2 separate regions of the Homo sapiens genome follow, and region 1 is linked to region 2. A link is an interaction called in ENCODE POLR2A ChIA-PET data of the cell type or tissue named here. Cell type or tissue: IMR-90. All regions are shown on one strand. Each heading gives the region's core, and the rest is flanking DNA. Links, peaks and the distances in the headings are about the cores only.

Region 1 (7,272 bases), core at 1,400-5,399, 380 kb before region 2:
GGCTGCTAGATAATTCTTCTGAAAGTTGTCCTAGAATAGTGAAAGCTTTTACTCTAAAGGCTTTATCTAAGAAACCCTCAAAGATCCCACACCATAGCAAATGCCACATTTTTCTTTTTGGAACAGATAAATGATCCCATCAAGAATAGACCCTGTGGTTGCCAGGAGAAGAGAATGAAATTTTTAGTAGAAATGCAGTCATCACTTCACTCAGTAAGAAAGAAGGGGGAAAAGGTGTTAGTGGCATATAACCAACTATAATAGCCTCAGCTATGTGAAACTCTTTATACGTCTTGGAATTTTTGAAGCTGAAGTTGTCTATGCCAAGATACACTTGGGCAACACAACCTGAGAAAACAAAGTTTTAAATAAAGCATTCTGACATCTTTTGCTAATGACACATGCAATTTTATAATATACCAAGCTTACGTCTTTCCTTCCAGCTTAGGAGAGTGCAACACCATACATGTCTGGCCCCAAACCAGGAAGAAAGCTAGGCTTAACCTCACCCCCAGAGTCTCTGTGGCAGTGAATCCAAGAGGGCTAGACACACAGAGAGAATTATAATAATACAACACCCCCTCAAGCTGAGAGGTTGGGGGATGCTGTTCACATTCTCTAGGTTTTTAAATATAAATATGTACAAAGACTTGAGCAGGGAATGGACAATGCAGTTGTGAAGTCATTCTCGACCCCACATGAAAGTGGGGTAAGCTCTTCTTCATGCTTCAAGAAGTTACGCAGGAAAACCAAAGTCATCTTCCTGTAGGCTGATCACAGTGAGATCTCCATTTTGGCTCCAAGAGCCAGACTCAAAGTTAATATGATTTTCTACAGCTTAAACATTCCAATTAAATACCTGCATTTATTTTTTTGGAAGAAAGTAAGCAGAACATTTATTTCAGTTATAGAAATAAGCATGTCTTTGGCTTGTATTAAAGACTGTTGGTCTCCTAAGCTCTGTTCAAAATTCACAACACAGGAATTTACAGAATTTTCATAAAAGCAATTGAAATTACGCATCTCCATGAACTCCCAGGGTGAACTTCTATTAACAAAAGATGTTTTGCTTTACTCACACCTGCTCAGTTCTCCATGGGGGCTCAAGCGATACACATTCCAATAGAGCAGCGTCAATAAAATCAAATAAAAATGAAGTTCCAGGGAAGGGAGTGGAGATATAAAATATTACCGCAGAAAGTGCATTTGAGAAGAAGCCGAGCTATTGGAACTGGTTTTTAAAGGAGAAAATTGTTAGAGAAAAATAGATTTTCAGCCATAAATCATACAATTTTGACTCTTGTTGAGTACTCTACCAGGTAATCTTAACATACCTTCTCTATGTTTCTGTGTGTGTGTGTGTGTGTGTGTGTGTGTGTGTGTGTGTGCGTGCGCATGTGTGTAGGGTAGATATGGAAAAGGTACAAGGGATAGGGAAAGTTTAGAAGAGGTAGGAGAAAAGAACGAAGGAGCTAGCAAAATAGGAATTCTTTCTCTTTGCCTGTTACTGGAAAGAATTAAGGAAACTTTGTGAAGTCTGCCTAAGTTAATGTGTTTGTGTTTGTTAGATTATTGTCTTCAGAAAACTCATGTTTTCTTTGCTCGAAGTTCATGATATCCTACTTCTAAGAGGACCCTGTCTATGGGGAAACAAGGAAAGAATTTAATTCCTTCTAATTGCAACACATTCCATTTGATACCATATTGATATTTCTGAGGTTTTCATGTTGTTCTGAGAGTCCAAAAACATAAAGAGCCTGCTCGATGCAGAGTATTACATTAATAGCCGTCTTCCCTCCACATCCACAAATGACACAGATCACATTGGATTTCAACAGATAAGATCCCTTGCCCTTTAAGAGATGGCTGCTTATTGGAAGCAGAACAATGACAAATATACAAGTGACAGGAAAGTTTTATTTGTGAGAGGAAAAGTACTTTGTTATTTACAATCTCTTGCTGCTTTCAAAGGAAGCGGGGAGTCTCAAGAGGGCCCTCAGTGCACTAAAATCTCAGACTTCACCACTATACAACTCATCTATGTAACCAAAAACAATTTGTACCTCAAAAATGTTTGAAATAAAAGAAAATAGTTAAAAAAAAAAACTGGCCCCAAAATTAAGAGGGCTGTTTGCAGAGTGAAGTGCTGGGGATGAAGATGACAGATTGGAGGAATCTCTGGGGAGAGCTCTGCAGAGGAGAGGGGGGTATCGGATGGCAGGGTGGTGAGGGGAGACCCTGGAATCAGGAAGGACCCACATAGAGGAGCTGTAAACGGGAAAGAAAGGGAATGAGATGAGGCTCCAGGAGGGTGTTCCTGGATGAGCAGGTCTGTGCAAACCTACCCCAAAGGCCCAGGGAGCTGAGAAGCTGAAGAAAGAGGGTGATAAATCCAGTTTCTCAGAGAGAAATATTTAACAGGGACTTAAGAACAGAAGCCATGTCTCAGGCGGCCATGAGATGGTGGATCACTGCACGGTTACCCCGCAGACCCAGGGCTTATATACTATAGGGAATTTGCCTAAGGGCAGGATTTATGGTAAGTGTGTGTTTATGATAACAGCATGGTTATTTTGACCTAAGGGCAGGATTTACAGGAAGTATATGTGAAAGTAGAAATCCTAGAGGCAGGCTAGGTGCAGTGGCTCATGCCTGTAATTCCAGTGCTTTGGAAGGCCGAAGTGGGAGGATTGTTTGAGGCCAGGACTTCGACACCAGCAGGGACAACATAGTGAGACCTTGTCTTCACAAAAAGTTTTAAAAAATCAGCCAGGTGCAGTGGCCCATGCCTGTAGTCCCAGCTACTAGGGAGGCTGAGGTGGGAAGATTCCTTGAGCCTGGGAGTCTGAGACTACAGTAAACTGTGATCACACCACTGCACTTCAGCCTTGGCAACAGCGTGAGACTCTGTCTCTAAAAAGAGAAAAAAAGAAATCTTAGAGGCATTCTCAGAATTTGGGTTAGTCAACATGGTGGCAAAACAGACCCACAGGTGCAATGAGGACTTTTATTGATTTTCCATTCATTCATTTATTCCTTGCTATGCCCCTTTGGTGAGCCAGTGTATGTTTTAGGTGCTGGAGATAAAGCCGACTCCACCCTAAAGAATCTTCAGTGAAGTCTCTTACTTCTCACTGATGCCTCCTGGAATAGATTTTCTCTTGGAGAGGAAGAGAAATGCTCTGAGACTCGCCAAGACTGGCGCAGGGTGAGAACACAGGATGCTGTCAGTAAGGACAGCCACACCTTGTTACTCACATTTCAGGAGGGGTGTCCATAAAGAAAAAAACCAACGTCTTGGCTCTTACGTGTCATAATTGACTTCTTGACCAAGAATTGTAAGCATCTAAGTGTAGGAAGAACATGCATAGCTGCTCAGGAATGTGGAGGGGAAGGGAATAATTTGCTTTGGATAGGGTTGGTCCCTTCTCAATGTGTTGTGGTGGAGTTTTTTTTTAGTTCACTTGTTCTTTCACCTTGGTCTGGAATGGTCTTTGGAGTTTAAGCCTCTAGAGCAGCTGTTCTTAAGGGAGGTGTCTCAACAAACTGGTGTGTTGGAATGTGTAGTGAGGAATGCAGTAATTTCTTACTAATAATAAAGATCCAAAATTGTGCAAATGAATGCACCACAATTTTTTAAATGAATAATGTGAAAACCATAGATACTTAAAAACAGAGCCCCACAAAAGGCCTCTATTTTTTTCATTACTGTGACACCAGTGACAGTTGATGTTTACATACATGATCCAGTGGGTGTTCCCAGCTTGATAGCTAGAAGTGTGAGTGAGGAAAAGGGGCTTGCTTCCTGATTCACTAGAAGCCAATACAACAACGCCAAGTTTTTGAAAAAAGAAGACTTTTTTATTGTAATTGCTTTTTTATTGCAATTGCTTTTTATTGCAAGTCAATTCACAAGGAGACAGGAGACCATCTCGAATCTGTCTCCCTGTCCTGGCTTTCAGGCAGTAATTTTATTAGAAAATGTTTAGGGGATGGATTTCAGGATTAGAAGGTGACTGGTGGAAGGAAAGAGGAGATTTGGAAAGTTCTTGGGCATGCACAATTATCTCTCTTCATGCCTCCTCATGGGTCCCATGCGCAAATCCAGGGGGAGTTGGTATGAAACACATGGTGGAAATTCAGGCTATGACATCAGCAAGCTAATTCTACACAAACTCCAGTCAGCCATATTGGTCCCAACCAATTTTAGCCAGTTTTGTTATCTTACAAGTGGAGAGAGTTTCAGCATTTTAATAAGTTGTGCTTTTTAAAATCTGTCATCCTGCAAGCTCAAGAATTTCTGTTAATCATTGGTTTCTTTAACTCTCCGAGGTATAGTTTCATAACTCTACTCATTTTGTCTTATTCAAGAAGGAAAAGCAAGTGAATGAGAGAGATATTAGGTGCAGTATCATTCCTCAAGGCTAACTCTGGGCTCATGGAAAGAGTGCTGCGATTGATTGATAATGTCTGTCATGGATGTGGGAATGGGTGTGGTCGTGCGTCACCAGGTTTTTACCACACCTGCATTACGTATTTCTGAGTTTTCTGGTGTTGTGTCCCTTTGCTTTGCTTATGTTGTAGTCACCTATATCGTGTCTTAAATAGTTTTGATTCACTCATATCACCTTGCCTGGCCAAGTCTTGCAATGAATGGGGCTCAAGAGATATTAGAATTCAATTGACCTTACACTTAACTGAGTGTTCCTAACTTGTGAGATCCTTAATAGCTATTGAACAGTGTCATGAAAGTGACACCCATGGAAACCTATGTCCATAGAACACTGAATGTAGAGTAGGTACACACATGTTTTTCTCATTAATTTTACTAATAAAATATAATACATTTGGATCAAGAGTGAAACTGTATTTGATCAGAAATTTCAGGGAATACAGTGTTCTTGATTTTTTGTTTCAGAGCCAGTGCTTTTTGGAACCTATCGAGCATGCATGTCCACTTTCCTGACTTGTTAAACACAGTCCAAATAACAAAATGGAAACTGTGGGAGAAACTCAAGTCCTCACTTTAACAATCATTTGGATAGAGAAGACTGCATCTAAACAATACTAACCCAAGACAGCCACTAGAAGTTGCTCTAAAAAAGAGAGAGAGAGAACTCAGGTTCTCAGAGTATTTTGTTGATAGTGACCTCTTTATGAAAATAGGTTAAAAAAATCCAGTGATTGAAGGTTCTAGTAATAGGTAATTATCTAGGTAATAGGTAATTATCTGGTAATGATCTATCCAGGGATAGATAATTCTAGGTTTTTCTACCTAGTTGCCCAAATATGAATAAGAGGTTAGAACCCTGAAACTATTGAACATTTGATATAAATTATACTCTTCCTTAGCTTGCAAGTGCTAAGCCTGGATTCCTTGTATTTCTGAAGTGTTCCTTAACACTTTATTCTACTAGCATTTGAAAATAGTCAATGACCATGTTGAATAAGGCAGCACCACTTGTCCAGTAAATTCACCCCCAGCTTGAAGAATCCTATAAAGCAAGCAAATATGTAAAAATAATTATACTTACAGGATGTTTGAATGAAATCCTTCTTTAGAGAGGTAGCATCATGGATATGTGGAGAACATGGAATTTGGAGCTAGATTACCTAGGTTCAAATTCCAGCTCCAATATTTGTAAGTTGTGACCTTGGGCAAGTATTTAACCTGTGAGCTTCACTTTCCTCATCTGTAAAAAAGAACAGTATTCAGAAAATATTGCATATCCTGGCATGTGGACAGGGTGTCTGGAATGTCATTACAAGGAATGGCTGGAACACCACGTGAGCTGATGGGAAGTCATTAACATCATCTTTATGTTGCCCATTTCTAATCAACCAATTACAGCGAATTTCTCTCTGAATATTGGATTGACTGATGCATATGCAAAGGTCTACTTTGTGTTACTGTTCTTTAATTATATATAAGTGAGGTCTAATTTTCACTGTGTGCATGCCTAGAGAGGTCAATTCTTATGTACACATGCCCTTTCTAGCTATATGATCCATATTTATGTTCTCATTAATGACCAAATTCTCAAGTCTTAGTTTTTTTTCAAGTGGCTTAAAATTCAGTTCTTACAGGATAAAAGATGATGTGGGTCTGGGGTTCATTCCTGGAGGCAGAGTAAACCTGAAGCACCCTCTGGCATGGGAACTGGTACCGGGGAGAGGCTGGACCCCATTTTGGAGCAACCATGAAGCAATGTGATCAAGGGGCAGTCCAAAGTGGAGCTAAGGAAGGAAGCTAGAGCTCAGCTCAATGGAAACAGTATAAGTCCACAGGTCAGAGGGTCAGGAAACAGGTCTAGGGCCATGGCCTTGGACAATCAGGAACAGGTGAGGAAGGGAAATGACCAGCAAGATATGGACTGAGGCAAATATTTTGGCGTGCAGGCTGGGAGCACTGAGAACATGCTGGGGCTTTTCCAACAGGTGCCAACATTGTAGAGTGGGAATACCCCCTCTAGCTTGGAGGTTTCTGCAAACGATCTCGCTTAAGGTCTTCTAAGGTGCGGTATTTATACCATTTAATTATCTGAGTTAGTAAGGGGTTTCTATTTCTTCAGAAACTTCACGCAGACATCTTGAAGTTTGAGATTGAATTGAGCAGGCCTGAAACTTAAACCATAACACCTTCCCTTCTCTAGGCCTCCATACCTCAGTGGAGGATGCTTCTGGGGATAAAACGCCTTCAAAATGAGTTATCCTCATAAGTCACATGGGTGACATTGTTAAGCATCACATAATGCAGTGACCAAAGTTTGCTACAGATCCCAAGGGTTTGGCTGTACAAAGTGAAGTTGGACAGGTTGGCCTCATGCCAAACTGGGGTCTTCATCGTGTCCTTAACCCTTTCCCCTCCTGTGGTCAGTGTCGTCCTGCTTTCCAACCCGCCCACCATTGCAACAGCTATGCCCATTGAGCTTTAGTACATGCTAACTTCACAGTATGTACTAACTCCTTTACATATAATAGGTGATTCAATCCTTGCAACAATCCTAAGCGTAGTATTATTATTACCTCATTTTATGGATGAAGAAAATTAGGCTCATAAAGATTAAGTAACTTACACAAGGTCACTTAACTGCCTGGGAAGTAAATCCAATTCTGTAGGACAACAAAGCCAAGACTTTTCACCGCCCTGCTCAAATTCTAATAAGAATGAATTACAGATACAGGTGAATCCATTATATTCAGTGAATGTAAGTTTTAGGCAAGATGTTGTCCATTCGCAGGATTTACATTTTAAGATTTCATCTTCAATTG
Region 2 (7,272 bases), core at 1,601-5,600:
AAATCAAAACCACAATGAGATACCATCTCACACCAGTTAGAATGGTGGTCATTAAAAAGTCAGGAAACAACAGGTGCTGGAGAGGATGTGGAGAAATAGGAACACTTTTACACTGTTGTGGGTGTGTAAATTAGTTCAACCATTGTGGAAGACAATGTGGCGATTCCTCAAGGATCTAGAACTACAAATACCATTTGACCCAGCCATCCCATTACTCGGTATATACCCAAAGGATTATAAATCATGCTGCTATAAAGACACATGCACACGTATGTTTATTGCAGCACTATTTACAATAGCAAAGACTTGGAACCAACCCAAATGTCCATCAATAATAGACTGGATAAAGAAAATGTGGCACATATGCACCATGAAATACTATGCAGCCCTAAAACAGGATGAGTTCCTCTCCTTTGCAGGGACATGGATGAAGCCAGAAACCATCATTCTCAGCAAACTATCACAAGAACAGAAAACCAAACACCGCATGTTCTCACTCATGGGTGGGAGTTGAACAATAAGAACACATGGACATAGGAAGGGCAGCATCACACACCAGGGCCTGTTGGCGGGGTGGGGGTCTAGGGGAGAATAGCATTAGAAGAAATACCTAATGTAGGTGATGGGTTGATGGAGCAGCACATCACCAAGGCATGTGTATACCTATGTAACCTGCACGTTCTGCGATGTACCCCAGAACTTAAAGTATAATAATAAAAAGATTTGACTATAAGGATGATATTATGCTGTAATACACTGTTCAAATATTATGAGATTCTAATGGTTAAAATTGTTTAGTCATTAGAAAATATCTGCAGTGGTAAATTGTTAAGTATGGAATTTCAGTACCCCAAAATAAGTATACACACAAAAGTTTAAGAATATTTTTCATCAGTGTAACGATTTTCAGTCAGGAGCCTTTGCACATAATGAAGTATGTAGGCTGTGGAATCTAGCCAACCTGGCTTTCACTCTTCAACTTAGTAGCTACATAACCTCAGACAGGCTACTTAGGTACTCTGTTTTTCTTTGTCTGTCAGAGGGATATATAATAATACCTACTTCTTAGGAGCTGCTGTAAAGATTTACCAAGCTAATAGTAGTAGCAGAAAACACTTCTCTAGTCCTTACTGTGTACCAGACACTGATCTAAGCACAATACATTTAAAAATCATTATATCTTCACAACCACTGTATGCAGTGGTTACTGCTGTGTCTGGCATTAAATATTAGCAAATAATACCAACAACTACCACCATCAAGAAGTCAACATGTCTTTACATTCTGATGACAATAAGTATGCATTGAAAATGTTACCATCTTCTATTGAAGTTTAAATTCATATTATCTAAAGTCATGTTTAAAGATTTTTAAAACTGTTTACCATATTTTTTACCCTTGCTTTCTTCATATTTTAATTAAAATCAGAATCAAGATGTGATGATCACCTATGATTGTTATTTTCAGATAAACTATACTATATTTTCAGCCACAGGTTAAACAGTTCAGGGGTATAGAGATCATTGGACAGAACATTTAGATAACTGAAGCCCTCATTGGCTACTAGAATTTATCAAGGGCCTGCATTACTCTGTATGCTTTTGGTGGTGGGCCATTTTTTAAATAAGCTGTGTAGATCCACAAACAAAATGATAGATTCAGAAATACAAGTAAGCTTGACTATTAATTTAAGTTTCAGTCATTAATATCAGCAGTTTTCACTGTTTTTTTTCTCTCAGCTAAGTGACAGAAGCAAAAGACAGTAAAAATCTTGGAAAATAGTTATCGGTCTTTTTTTCCATCTCAGCAGATAAAATACATTGATTTTTTGGATTTTTCCCATTTTATGACACATATCAAACATGCTCTGGGAAAATTCACAAGATAGTTATAAAATATATACAATCTCTGTGTTTTGGATTTATGACATAATCTATCTTACAATGGCAGCTTATACAGGGGACAGGAAGGAGTTCTGCTAGAGTCCCAGAAAGTGATAGGCAGTCTTTAAGAGTGCTTTGAGCTATGGTTGACTTGGGCAGAATAGAACACCCAGTATCTCTGGTTAAAAAGAACTCAGTAAAAAAATATGAACCATGCAAGCAAGCATTTGAACCAGAATGCATATATGTCTTAAAGCCTAATTTGGGGGAAGTTTTCAAGCCCAAAATACTCTAGATATAAATGTGTTAAATGTGCAATCCAAGGTCAACCAGAGAACCTACAGCTAACAAAATTGATAATATAATGCTAGGCTGCAATATTGCATCATTAAAAGGTAAGAATGGCATCAGCATAAAACCATGGCCAACTCAAGATACCAAAGATGTCCAGAAGCCTCCCTTCGCAAAACAGCAGGAATGTCAGCTATCTAGGCATGCAGTTTCACTGGTCAAGCATATTTGAGAGCCTTGCAGTGAGCCAGACCTTACATGATAGCCAGATCTTAGTGGAGTATAGAATTGATTAATCCTCAGCAAATACTTACCATGTTCTAATTTTAGCTTGTCATATATAAATGCCAACTTAAAATGACTTTATCAAGTAGGTTGCTAATAAGTACTGAAAGTAAAAATGAAAGTTAATAGCATTGTGCATCATTTGCCAGTAAGCATCTCCATTCCGTGTGTGTGTGTGTGTGTGTGTGTTGTGTGTGTGTGTGTGTGTGTGTGTGTGTATTTGCCTCTTACTATGAGTTAAAGGCCCATCAGGAAACTCTTACAGTCAGGAAACTTAAGCTTATAGTCAGCTGTGAAACAGCCTTTTAAAAATCATTCCCCTTACCCACACACGGACTTCACTCTGCTTGTAGTGTGGCTGCTCATAGTGTGGCTGTTTTTCCATCTTGACACGTATTTTCTCATTACTATATTAAAGTGACTTTTTTCTTTATTGTATTGATATACTGAATAGACCTCCTCAGATAATATTTATGGAAACATAAAACCATTCTGGAAGGCAGTTTAACAGTATCTACTTCATAAGTCTTCCCTTTTACTCTAAAGTTTCACCCCTACTAATCTGATAAGTATATATAAGGAATGGCCAAAATTATACATATTTACAAGAAAAATTATGGCATTGTTGCTAGTGCTTAACACAGGCAAAAAAATTATCAATAGATCATAGGTTGAAGTATATCTGTATGATAGAATGCTGTGTAGCTATCCAGAGGGAAATAAGAAAGCTTTATGTATATAGATGCCCCTTGACTTATGAATTATGATGGTGTTATGTCCTGATAAATTCATCGTAAGTTGAAAATACTGTGAAATCGAAAATGCATTTAATATACTTAACCTATCAAACATCATAGCTGAGCTTAGCCTGCCTTAAATATGCCTGCAACACTTATAGCTTACAGTTGGGCAAATCATAACATGAAGCCTATGTTTTAATATGATGTTGAATATCTCTTGTCATTTATTGAATACTGTACCAAGGGTGAAAAACAGAATGGTGTTGCACCATCATAAAGTCAAAACATTGTAAATCAAGCCATAATTAGTCAGGGACTGTCTGTACTGACATAGAAAGGCTTCCAAGACATGTTATAAAGTGGCATAATATAAGTGGCAAAGCAGTATGATGTGATCATGTGTATTTTGAATTATATATACACACATTTGTATATAGGTGATGCTGGATTTATATTAAATATAAGATAAGGTGAGGTTTGTGTTACAACTAAGTAAGAAAAGTATATAAAATGAGTTACATCATGCCTACTTAGTGCATTGAAATAATTAATAAAATTTGCCATTATTTTTATCTTTATGGAGTGGATTGAGGAAGGAAAAATAGGGCTGCCTTTACTAACTTTACATGTTTTGCATTGACTGATTTTACATGCATTACTTTTATAATAAAATAAGAGAGAAAACCATTTACTCTTGGGAAAAGATCTGGAAAAGCATATTCATACTAAAATATTAATGGCATAACAAAACTTGACGTTTTTCTTCTGACACAAGATATTGAAGAACTCCTAATATGTGAGCACAGTGGTGACCTCTGGTACTCTTTTGGACAAGAGTCTTCCTAAAGTCTATAAAAGCTGTTTTGGAGTTTTGGTTATTTGTTTTCACCTTTAAATATCTACCCATATTTTCAATTGTATTTCTTCCTTCGTGTTCTCAGGAGTGTGTGTGTGTGTGTGTGTGTGTGTGTGTGTGTGTGTGTGTGTGTGTGTGTAGAGGGATATGTATACATATTATTTAAGCATTTAGGTGATTATTTTTCAAGAATTGTTGGAAAATTTAAGGAAGCAGTGGAAAGAATAACTGATAGTAATTACTGCCTAGTTATCTAAATAAAGTGAAGCTTCTTTTTCTCCCTTCTTCCGAATCTTTTCTTAGCAAATAAGAATCACCCTGAAAGTAGTTTAAAAGAGATATTCTAGTGACCATACCCAATGAAGTACTAAATATTCATCCTGTTAGAGTGATTATTGCAAGGACTCTAAAGGAAAACATTGATTATACTAGATTATTTATTTTATAGAATTTTATTCTCAGCTTATACTCCTGGTTCTATGAACTATAGAAATCACTCAGAATAATAAAATGCTGATGTTATATTTTATTGAAATTCATTAAAAATTATAGAAAAAGGTGCTCATTTGAAAACTTCCAAATGTCAGTTATTCAGAATGACAAACTTAATTATATAGAAATTGACTAATTTGGTTGATTCTTTCTAAAGTCAGTGTTGGATTAATAATGTAATGCATGGATCATTAACAGCTTAAAAATACTTGTGGTAAACTTGATGATGTAATGCTATTTTGTTAGGAAAGATGGCCTCTTTTCTTAAGTTGCAATCCTTTAAGGATTCAAAGCCCTAATTGTACATAAGCAATATCGTATGCTGTAGGCTCGTTATCATTGGAGGGGAGGTTTAATATAGAGTTTAAGAGCACAAAATATGGAATCAGACTGTTGCTGTTAAAATCCTGGCTCTGCCACTTCCTAGCTGTGATCTTAGACAAGTTACTCTCTCTCTGCCTTGATTTTCTTACATATAAAACAAGGATATAAGTAGTAAGTGGTAGAACTCTTATTTCATAAGGCTGTTATAAGATTGTTGTAAGAATTTAATGGGTTAGTATTTATAAAGCAGGTCTATATATAGTAAGTATTCAATAAGGGTAGCTACTATTTGTCATTTTGGTCATGTAATATCTAGTGTTACATATGTGTGTTGTCAAATAAATTAGTTGTTAACATTATTTAAAAGAAAACATTGAATTACAATCTGTTTTAAGCATCTTTTTTATTTTTCTGAGATGTAAAAACTGATTGTTTTACTAGTTGGTTTTGATTATTTGTTTCTTGTTTGTATTACAGTTACAAATTATAATACTGTGGTAGAAACAAATTCAGATTCAGATGATGAAGACAAACTGCATATTGTGGAAGAAGAAAGTGTTACAGATGCAGCTGACTGTGAAGGTGTACCAGAGGATGACCTGCCAACAGACCAGACAGTGTTACCAGGGAGGAGCAGTGAAAGAGAAGGGAATGCTAAGAACTGCTGGGAGGATGACAGTAAGTCTGATTTTTTTTTGTAATATTGTATTCTCATGATTCGTTTTTTAAAATATATATTAACTGAAAAGATAAATTGGATGAAAAGTTTGAAATCAATAGTAAATTTGGCTATCAATAAATATTAGGTGTCCTACTTACTAAAAAGTGGATTATGAAGCAGAATAAGCAAGTTATTTTGACCATATTTACAATGCATATAATGTATTGAAATTTAGTAGAATTTATTAACCAGGATCAAGCTTTCCAAATATTGTTGATATAATTGAACCTACCTTTAATTTTTTATTGTAACCCCGAATGAATACTCTACTTAGAAACCAATAAATATCATATAGATATAGTGAAATTATAATTCAATATGCAAAAATCCCAAACACATATAAATCATGGAGGTATTTTTAGTGCTTGTAAACCTCTCTATACATACATCAGAATCCTTTAAGTAAGGTGGTTTTTTCACTTTAAATTTTTACTTTTACTCAAAGTATGGCTGAGTGGAAGGAGCGGTGAAAGTAAGGAGACCCTCTACTTGCTGCACTTTCAGTGAGTAAACACTGAAAGTTTAATCTTCTTCCTCATCTGTCAAATGGAGAAATTGGACCTAGTCTTTTATTCTAGCTCTAAAATTTCTTCTTTCTACTTTTCCTAATAAACTAATTAAATTATTTAGCCTGTCTTGCCAGGTTAAGCACCAATGATATAAAAATGGGATATGGAAGTGGCATAGTATTAATTAGAGAGGTTGGGGATCAGGAACAAGGGCATCAGAAAAGGTAAACAAGTACACGCAATAAATCGAATCCAAGACCAGTCAAAGGAGAAGCTTCCCAGCAAGAATTCAAGTTCAAAGAGGTCGTCTAGACAAGATATCAAAACTAAAATCTGGAAAAGTGGGTCAGGCATGCAGGTCAGGATATTATCTGGATAATGAAATATGGAAGTGTAGATAAAAGCTCAGATAATAGGCACAGATTGGCAGAAGTTAAGATTTCTACAATATGACAAATCTAATGGTTAACAAGGGACTTTTGAAATAATGTAATCAGCCCTCTCATTTTATAGTGTTGTTCATTTGTCCATTCAGCAACCTCTGTAGAAATTGGTTGCAACTGTGGATAAGACTCTCTGCATGAATGATGTTTATATGGCTTAATGGAGAAGAGAGATAAATAAGTCACAAATACATTATAGTTTTATTTAGGTATACATTATATGGCAGCATCAAGGAGGAGCATCCGAATTAGAGAAGGAAGGAGAAGTCGTAGAAGAGTTCTGAGTGAAACAGAGTGGTCTTTAGTTCTTAAGGACCGATGGAGGTTAATTAGACAAAGTACAGTGAATATAAGGTTTTCAGGCAAAAGAGGCAACATACATGAAGCCACAGAGGCTTGAGCAAAGTGTTCACAGAAAATGAGATCAGAGAAGTAAACAAGGGAAAAAATATGAAGTGATTTGTGTACTATGTCAAGGAATTTGAACCTTATCATGGAAGCTATGAGAAGAACATCATTAAAATAATTTATAAATAAGTCTGGTGTAATATGGAAAAAGAATTTTAGAGGGAGGGAGGCTGAGGTAGTGTCTTCAACGAGACGGCTGTAATAATCAGGCAGTGTTAAGGGTTTTTGAGTTAAAGTAGTTGCCCATGGGATGGGAATAGAAGGGAGATAATTGAAAGACAGAAAGGAGATAGAATATATAAGAATTGGAAAGGGCTGTT

The links. Peaks named below come from ENCODE experiments on the same cell type or tissue, not always from the same donor. Only the 100,000 strongest peaks of a DNase experiment are listed, where the experiment ranks them.
Region 1: POLR2A ChIA-PET joins it to region 2 with 5 read pairs; 2 of 35 experiments call an interaction of 5 or more read pairs at or near these places.

The regions. Positions count from the first base shown.
Region 1 is chr10:31,072,316-31,079,587 of GRCh38, forward strand. The region is part of intron 1 of LOC105376481 (a long non-coding RNA gene); the gene reads left to right. Among named protein-coding and RNA genes, the nearest start is that of ZNF438, 44 kb to the left of the region's middle. In IMR-90, for the core only: no CTCF peak of the experiment used is centred there; a DNase peak (open chromatin) is centred at 3,316; H3K27ac peaks cover 1,046 bases.
Region 2 is chr10:31,455,689-31,462,960 of GRCh38, forward strand. ZEB1 (zinc finger E-box binding homeobox 1) reads left to right here. Exons shown (of 9, transcript NM_001174096.2): 2 at 5,349-5,549. Among named protein-coding and RNA genes, the nearest start is that of ZEB1, 140 kb to the left of the region's middle. In IMR-90, for the core only: no CTCF peak of the experiment used is centred there; no DNase peak of the experiment used is centred there.